Regions from separate parts of the Homo sapiens genome. Here region 2 is linked to region 1. A link is an interaction called in ENCODE POLR2A ChIA-PET data of the cell type or tissue named here. Cell type or tissue: MCF 10A. All regions are shown on one strand. Each heading gives the region's core, and the rest is flanking DNA. Links, peaks and the distances in the headings are about the cores only. Region 1 holds the start of LOC124901758 (a long non-coding RNA gene). Region 2 overlaps KDM7A (lysine demethylase 7A).

What was found. ChIA-PET counts read pairs that join two places held together with the same protein. Peaks named below come from ENCODE experiments on the same cell type or tissue, not always from the same donor. Only the 100,000 strongest peaks of a DNase experiment are listed, where the experiment ranks them.
Region 2: POLR2A ChIA-PET joins it to region 1 with 6 read pairs; 15 of 35 experiments call an interaction of 5 or more read pairs at or near these places.

What each region holds. Positions count from the first base shown.
Region 1 is chr7:140,314,157-140,318,559 of GRCh38, forward strand. LOC124901758 (a long non-coding RNA gene) reads right to left here and starts at 3,086. Exons shown (of 2, transcript XR_007060560.1): 1 at 2,099-3,086. In MCF 10A, for the core only: no CTCF peak of the experiment used is centred there; a DNase peak (open chromatin) is centred at 2,395.
Region 2 is chr7:140,163,559-140,167,961 of GRCh38, forward strand. The region is part of intron 1 of KDM7A (lysine demethylase 7A); the gene reads right to left. Among named protein-coding and RNA genes, the nearest start is that of KDM7A, 11 kb to the right of the region's middle. In MCF 10A, for the core only: no CTCF peak of the experiment used is centred there; a DNase peak (open chromatin) is centred at 2,073.

The sequences.
Region 1 (4,403 bases), core at 108-4,107:
ATTGCACTACGTGAAATACCTAGAATAGGCAAATTCATACAGACAGAAAGTAGATAAGAGATTACCAAGGGCTGGGGCAGGGAGGTGGGTGGAGGTGCCTAGGAGTTCTTGCTTAATGGTACAGTTTCTGCTTGGGGTGATGAAAACGTTTTGGAAACAGTGGGTGATGTTTGCACAACATTGCAAAAGTAACTAATGCCACTACATTGTACACTTAATAATGGTTAACATGGGGGCTGGGCGCGGTGGCTCATGCCTGTAATCCCAGCACTTTGGGAGGCCGAGGTGGGCACATCATGAGGTCAGGAGATCGCCAGAGGAGTTGAGTCCTGAGCAACTGCAGAGAGGGAGCCTGCTCCTAGGACTTCGTACAAATTCCAAATGGGATATATGGAGTTCTAGGGAAGGCATGTAAATTCAGTAAAACTCATTCCGACTTTAATTAAACAGCCCAGAGCACAGGTCCTATTAGTGGTGGGCTGGTTTCATCTCTTATGTGAAAGAGGTTTACTGAAAAAAGAGCAGCGTGATAGAAATCAAACACAGATCAGGGGGCTCAGCCTGACTGTGCTAACCAAGTCTGTGCCCTTTGGAATCTACGCTGAATGATGATCTCGCTGTGCCTCAGCGTCCTTGCTTCTCAATGGGGCGAAGTCTCTGTCCTATCCAGTTCATGGGATGGCTCTGATGAGAAAAATGAAAGCGATTTCCAAACATTTCACATCTAAGTGCCCCGAATTGTCCCAGGGCTGTGAATTTTACCTATCCTCTGTGCTTTACAACGTTACATAACATGTTTGAAATAAGTGGGTCGTCCACCGGGGTTTGGAATTCACTGTGATCTGGAGACCTGGTCGTATTTATTGTAAGTTTTGACTCCTGAACAAAAAGTGAAACATTATTCGCACTCAAGCTCCTCCTGTGTTCTATCCTTACGCAGGACATCATCCACACAGCACCCCATTCTTCATCTTGCATTGCTCTTTTTGGAAATAAGTATATTTGGATGTTTTGTTACTAAAGCTGCATTCTCCCCGCAGCATGCGTGCTCTGCAGCAACAGGGAAGGGAAAACAGGAACGCTCTGAAGCAGTACATTCCTGCACACCCACACAGAGCCATGGCTTCCTAGACAAGTCCCCGAACCTAGATGTCTGCAGTGTCCTGGCACGCTGCTGGTAAGTGACAGACACAGGCAGGGCTGCAAGGCTAGGAGCTCCCTCTGTGAGGGAGGAACAAGGACACTTCACAGCTTTCACTTGAGTGGATCCAAGAGAATGTTTTGTGAAAGTGGCAAAAGAGGTAAAACGGCTTTTTCGCTGCAGAAGTAAAGTGGGACACCCAGCGAGAGCCTTGCTGAGGGAAACCATGCAGCCTGTGGCCTGGCTCTGGCTGACCAGATGAAGAATGATCCCTTTCTAAGCCTATTATGGCACTAGGATGGTTTTTCAACCCATGATTGTGTTGCGGGTCAAAGCAGGGTAGCTGTGATGAGCCCCAGGCCTGGACCCACACTAGGGAGTTCAGTGTTGAGGGCAGCGGGCCACCCCCTCCCATCATGGCCAGCAATCGGTTGTGGACCAGCCAAGAGGCACGGGGGCACCTGGCCGAAAAATTATCCCCAGAGGCAAACATTTAACAGCTGTGATGTCTTAAATAAATATCATTCTTGCTGAGCAAGGGAAGAAAGAAAAGAATAAACAGAAAAGAGTGGGAGAAAGAAAGAGAACAGAATGCAGATTAGATTTAAGAGGGGCAGATACGATGATGAGGGGTGGTGTCTAGATCAGTGCAGGAGCACTGAGTAGCTCGCTGGGGCTAAGCGGGCCCCACCATCAGACCCGTCCCTAGAGCTGGCAGTGAAGATTCCCCTCTTCTCTAAACGTGCCTAGGGCTTAACGCAGAGGGGAGCCGGGAGTCCTTCAAGAAGCCACGAAGGCTTCACCCTGGCACAGACCCAGAGCAGGCACCCTTTCCTCACTGGCAGCATCCCCTGCAACATCGGCCTCCCCTCTGCTAGGCAGCCCATAGGGCCCAGGGAGGGCACAGAACCGAGCCATGGAGGAAGGGTGATGAGGAGAGGGAGCTGCCTGACTCACCCCGTCCTCAGTCACTTGGATCACGGGTGGGCAGGCCTGCAGATGATGAATCACTGAGAGCTGTGAACGCTATTCTGAGCTCTGCCAAGAACACGAGTGCTCTTGTTGGCACCCTGGCACCCTTCACAGTTTCTCTCCTTCCTTGTCTGGCTGCCAGGAGACATGCATTGTAGGAACTGGGTATCTGAGAGGTTTTTTTTTTAGCCCAACACAGAAACCATCTAACTCTTTCTATTCTTCCTGCTTCTTAACCAGTTCTTGGAAGTCACTGATTGGAAACCGGAACTGAAAGCCACCTCCTTCCCAGCCTAGCTGAGACAGCCTTGCTGAGAAGCCATTCCAGGGCAGGGCAGACCTTATGGAATTTACCAAATGAATCACCTGGCTACGTGTTTGGCTATGTGTCTGAAAGTACCCAGGAATTATGTCAGTTAAGTTCTAGATTCTATAAGGAAAAATCAGACCGGCACCTAGAGCTCTGTAACTGCACAACACATGAGTTAATTTCTCAATCTATCTGGTTCCCATACAGTCTATGAGAACTTTTATCCACTTTCATCTTTCATCCATAGAAAGAGTTAAATGCTGTACAGACTAAATCAAACCCACCACATGCTGCTGGGCTCAGCTACCAGGAATTTAAATAAGAACCTGCCTGTGTGACATTCTCACGCTCCTGTGTATTAAATTGCAAGGGGATCCACAGGGGAAAGTAAGCTGTCCTTCACCTTCTCACTGTCTTGTGTCACAAGCCCTTGGGAATGGGTATTTGGAAAAGCAAAGGTCATGCCTGTATGCTTCAGGAAGATGAGGAGAGTATACGTTCCATTCACAAACATATACTGAATATGAAGAAGGCATTTTGAGGGTTACAGAGATGGAAGCACCTCAAGGAGATTAAATCTAGTAGGAGAGATAAGAAGTGTACACAGATCATTTTAAATAACCACCAGCCAGGCGCGGTGGCTCACGCCTGTAATCCCAGCACTTTGGGAGGCCAAGGTAGGAGGAACACTTGAGGTCAGGAGTTCAAGACTAGCCTGACCAACATGGCGAAACCCCATCTCTACTAAAAATATGAAAATTAGCTGGGCGTGGTGGCGTGTGCCTGTAGTCCCAGCTACTGTGGAGGCTGAGGCAGGAGAATCACTTGAACCCGGGAGGTGGAGGTTGCAGTGAGCTGAGATCATGCTCCAGCCTGGGTGGTAGAGTGAGACTCTGTCTCAAAAAAATAAAATAAAATAAATAAGCACTGAGTCCTATGTGATATGAAAAAGAATTAACTGGTTTGGTGAAAGGCAGGATTCACAAACTGTGCCTTGAAGAATAAGCACAATTTCCACCAGGGAAGACAGAGATGATACCAAAGGTGCAGAGAACTGCCCCATTTTTCTACAAGGATGTGGGGAGATAAAATCAGAGCAGTACATGGGGTTTAGACATGCAGTGCCTTAAATGACAGGCTTAGGAGCTTGGGCTTGATCCAGTGGGTGTGGAGAACCCACAAGGTGACAGGGGTGATCCAATCAGAGCTTCCAGAAGCTTGGTCTGGCAGCTGTGGCAAGATGACTTGAAAGGAACGGAAACCAGAGATAGGGAACCAGCGTCGTAGTTCAGATGGGAACTAATAAAGGCCTGATGAGGGAAGTAACAATGAGATAGAAAAAGACACTTGTGTGTATAATGTTACGGAGATAATTAAACAGAGGCCAAATATTCACCAAATGTGAAGAAATGAAAGAAGAAGAGAAAGGCATCAAAATGATTCTGAAATACTCAAAACCACTAGAGGTGGATGTGTTTTTTCAACTGGAAAAAATGATTTGTAGCCAAATTGATGGAGAAGATTACAGTGCCATCAACAGGCATATGGACCTCAAGAGGAGAAAAAATCGGGGGATGGTTCTCCCTTGTGAGGGTGAGAGGCCATGGAGATGACCAGAACACGGTCGAAAATGCATACAAGCGTGATCAGGGCTGGAGAGAAGGATCCGGGAGTCACCCATGCAGCAGTCACAGTGGGAAGCATGGGACACAGCAAAGAAAAGCGTTCCAAAGGCAGAACTAACCAAACAAAGACCTACACTGACAGAATGGAGGAAACAGAAACAACATGGGGGAAAGCAAAAAAAACGAGCATTTATGGAGTCTCAACCGTATGCTTGTGGTAAGACATTTGCCTATGTTATCCGCAAAGTATTTCTTCCATTTTACAGATAAGAAAACCGAATCTAGTCTACTCCATCAAACAACCCAAATTCCAGAAATCCAAGAGTCATTCTCTGCAAATCCATCTCCCTCACCT
Region 2 (4,403 bases), core at 115-4,114, 150 kb before region 1:
GGTGTGAGCCACAGTGCCTGGCCCTCTTACCAGATTGTTTTTGTTTTGTTCTATTTTTCTGTTTGTTTTTTTAATGACAGTTTATATGGTCAAAGGAAACATGGACCTTTCTATATATTTGTCTTTCAACTTCTCTATATTGCTCAATATTACATATTAAATTATATTCCTTTAAATATTTCTCATCCTTTAATAATGAGGATGCTAATTAATCAATTAACTGAAAAAATCAGTGATAATGGAAAAGAATCAAGCATTTAATTTTGCCTCTCCTACACTGTACAACTAGGTAACCAAAGACTAGATAAAAGAAAATTTTCTCTTTATAGTAGTACAAGTAACAAATCAAAAAGAAATTTTCTAATTATCAGTTATAACATTTTATAATTATAATGATAAAGGTATCATTCTGCAACTGCCATGAATGGATATTGGCATTGATCAATGGCAGCCAGCATGACAAAAAGAGAAACAACCAGACATTTTATGCCTTCTGCTTAGGTTCCTGATAGAAATCTACACCACTCTCCTGTGAAATTTTCGGGGATTTAGGGGGACCTGAATCTGATCAAGCTTCTCTAAAGCCAACTACCAATTTATAGGAAAGTGAGAAGCAAAAAGATTCTGCAGGGATGTAATCGGCAAAATCCAGAAAGTGGGAATTTTTAGGATAAACAACCACTTTGTGCAACAAAGAGTTTGCAAGGACGGGGGGAGGGTTAAAGACCTGAAAGAAAAACCTATAGATCAGGGTTTCTCAACAACAACACTATGGAGATTTTAGACTAGATCATTCTTTCTTGTGGGGGCTAACCAGTGCAGAATGTTTAGTAGCATCCCTGCCCTCTACCTACTAGCTGCTAGTAGCAACCACTCTGCCACTCCCAAATCAAAAATGTCTCTAGACATTGACTGGTGTTCCCTGGGAGACAAAAATCTCATCTAGTTGAGAACCACTGCTATGTATTAAGAAACTTACAAGATGTAGCAACTAATCACATGTGTGAACCTTATTTAGATCTTGATTCAAACAAATAGTGAAAAAAATTATGACATTTTTGAGACAACTAGAAATTTGGACAGTAGATATTAATGTTATTAAGAAACTGTTAACTATTTTTAATTATAATAAAGGTATTACAGGTTTTTAAAATTGAGGCCTTATCTTTTAGATTTACATGCTGAAATACTCACAGATATAATGATATGGTATCAGGAATTTGCTTCAAAGTAGCCAGGTAAGGGTGTAGTAATGAAACTGGCAGTGAATTGATACTCACTGAAGCAGGCTTATTGAACCTGGAAGCACAGGATACTATTCGGTCTACTTCTGCATATGTCTGGTATCTTCTCTTTAAGAAAAATTAAAAGTCAAGAAGACCATGGTGCCTGGCAACATTCGGTTGAATGATAATCAGGTGACTGATTTCCACCAACAATGCCATGTATGCTTGCTCATATACCCTCAGAAGTCCTCAAACTAATCGATTTTGAAAGGAAAATACTCACCATCTTTTTAAAAGACAAATTAAAATAAGTGAACCTCAGGATACTTTATATCCCTGGGGTTCACAAAACACAGGTTAGAAAATGCTGCTTTGGGGAAATGCCTGGATCATTAATGCTCTAGAGACTCCTATTATATACATTTACCTGCTCAGTGTTTGTTATTCTATGTCACTCATATTTGCTGATTTTCTTTTATTCTAAAAACTACCAGAGCCAGTGGTGTTTTTTAAAAATTTAGAAACAATATTTTAAAATTTAGCTACAAAGCATCCTTAAGATACAACTTAATTATCCAATAGTAAACCAAGTAGTTAGGGCTATTTTCCCACCAGGTTGTTCTTCACAGTAGCTAATGATAAGCTACACTTAAAAGTATGTTACAGTAGTCCCCTCCTTATTTGTGGTTTCACTTTCTAAGGTTTCAGGTACCAGTGGTCAGCCAAGGTCCAAAAATATTAAATGAAATATTCCAGAAACAGACAATTCTTAAGTTTTAAACTGCCTGCCGTCCTGAGCATCATGATGAAATCTTGCACCATCCCATCTAGGATGTGAATCATCCCTCTGTTAGTGTATCCAGACTGTTTTACTACCTGCCCACAAGTCTCTGAGTTATGAGATCAACTGTCGGGGTATCAATGCTTGTGTTCAGCTAACCGTTATTTTACTTAATAATGCCCCCAAAGCACAAGAGCAGTGAGGCTGGTGTGATGCTGGCAATGCAGATATGCCAAAGAGAAACCATAAAGTGCTTCCTTTAAGTGAAAAGTAAGGAAAGAAAAAAAAACAGTATGTTGAGTTCCTAAGCTCTATGGTAAGAACAATTCTATCTATAAAATTGTGAAGGAGGCAAAAGAAATTCATGCTAGTTTTGCTGCTGCACCTTAAACTGCAAAAGTTACAGCCACACTGTATACCTTTTACTACGGTACACTGTTGTAATGTTCTATTTTATTCAGTTACTGTTGTTAATCTCTTACTGTGTGCCTCATTAATAAGTTAAACTTTGTCATGGGTATGTATATATAGGCAAAAACATGGTATACTCAGAGTTCAGTACTATCCGTAGTTGCCGGCATCCACTGGGGGTCTTGGAACACATATCTCCCTCAGATAAGCGGGGACACACTACTGTATATGCATATTAATAGATCTAAGGAAGAAAACTATACGATTCTCTCCACAGATGCTGAAGGAGCCTTTGATAAAACTCAACATCCATTCATGATAAAACTACGTACATAAAATTGAGGAATACTTTTTTTTCCTTTTTTTTTTTTTTTTTTTTTTGAGGCAGGGTCTCACTGTGTCACCCAGGCTGGAGTGCACTGGTGGGATCATGGCTCACTGCAGCTTCAACCTCCCAAGCTCAAGCAATCCTCCCGCCTCAGCCTTCCAAGTAGCTGGGAATACAGGCACTCCCCACAATGCCCAGCTAATTTTTGTATTTTTTGTAGACGGAGGCTCGTCATGTTGCCCAGGCTAGTCTCAAACTCCTGGACTCACGCCATCCACCCACCTTGGCCTCCCAAAGTGCTGGGATTATAGGCATAAGCCACTGCACCTGGAGGAATACTGTCTTAATACGACAAATTAGTACTAAAGCTAGTATCTTCCTTAATGAGGAAATATTAGAGGCATTTCTACTAAAATCAGGAACAAAGCAAGCATACCCACGATCTACCACTATTCAACTCTATACGAGAGGTATAAGCCTGTGCAATTATATAAGTGAAATCAAATAGAGGCATAAGAATGGGCAAAGAAGTACTAAAACTCTCTATTTGTATATTACATATCAGTTCCCTAAGTGATAATACAACTCAAATAATTTTTTTCAGCAAAGTAGTAGAATATAAAAGTAACATTTAAAAAACAAACAATAACCAACAGCAAACAATAACCAACAGCAAACAAATGGTAAAGAAAATCTCATTTATAATACTAACAAAGAAAATTACTTAGGAATAATCTTAAAAATGTGTAAAATCTATACAAAGAAAAATTAAAAACACACCTGAAAGACACAAAAGTAGATATAAATAAAATAAATAAAAGAGGTAATACTATTCTCAGAGAGAAGGACTCAATATTATTAACATATCAGCTCTCATAAGTTTAATGTAACCCTAATAAAAATCCCAACAATGCTTTTGAATAAAATTAGACAGGTTGATACTAAAGTTCATATTAAAAAATAAATCTGCAAGAATAACCAGAAACACACTGAAAACAAATACAACAAACTAAGAGGATGGGACAGGCCTTACCAGACTTACACCATACTACAAAAGCCTCTGTAATTAAAACACTGTGGTGCTGAAACATCAAGGGACAAATCAACCAGTGGAATAAAACAGAAAGTGCTGAAACAGACCCAAGTATATACAGAATCTTTGACATATGACTATTATATATAAATATGTTTTGGCATCTGAAGTCACTGGGACAAATGGACATTTCAATAAATAGTACTGGGACAACTGGACAATTTCTTTTTATTTAGAAAAAATTCTATTTATATTTCATATTATATACAAAAATAAAATCCAAATGGATTAGTGATCCATTTAGAAGCTTAAAAAATAAAACCACACAAGTATTAGAAAAAAACACAGGAAAAAATTCTCTTTACCTTGAGGTAGAGAAAGGATTGTTAATTATGACTCAAAATCCAGAACCAATAAAAGACTAATAAATATGACTACATATTTCTTAAAAAAAATTTTGCATGGCAAAAAAATTACCATAAACAAAACCAAAAGACAACTGAAAGCTGGAAGAGAATACTTAGAACATTTACCACAAACAGCTAGTACCCCTAATATGTAAAAAGTCCTTAAATATTGAGGGACAAAGGACTAAAAGCTTGATAGAATCAGAAAAAAAAATGT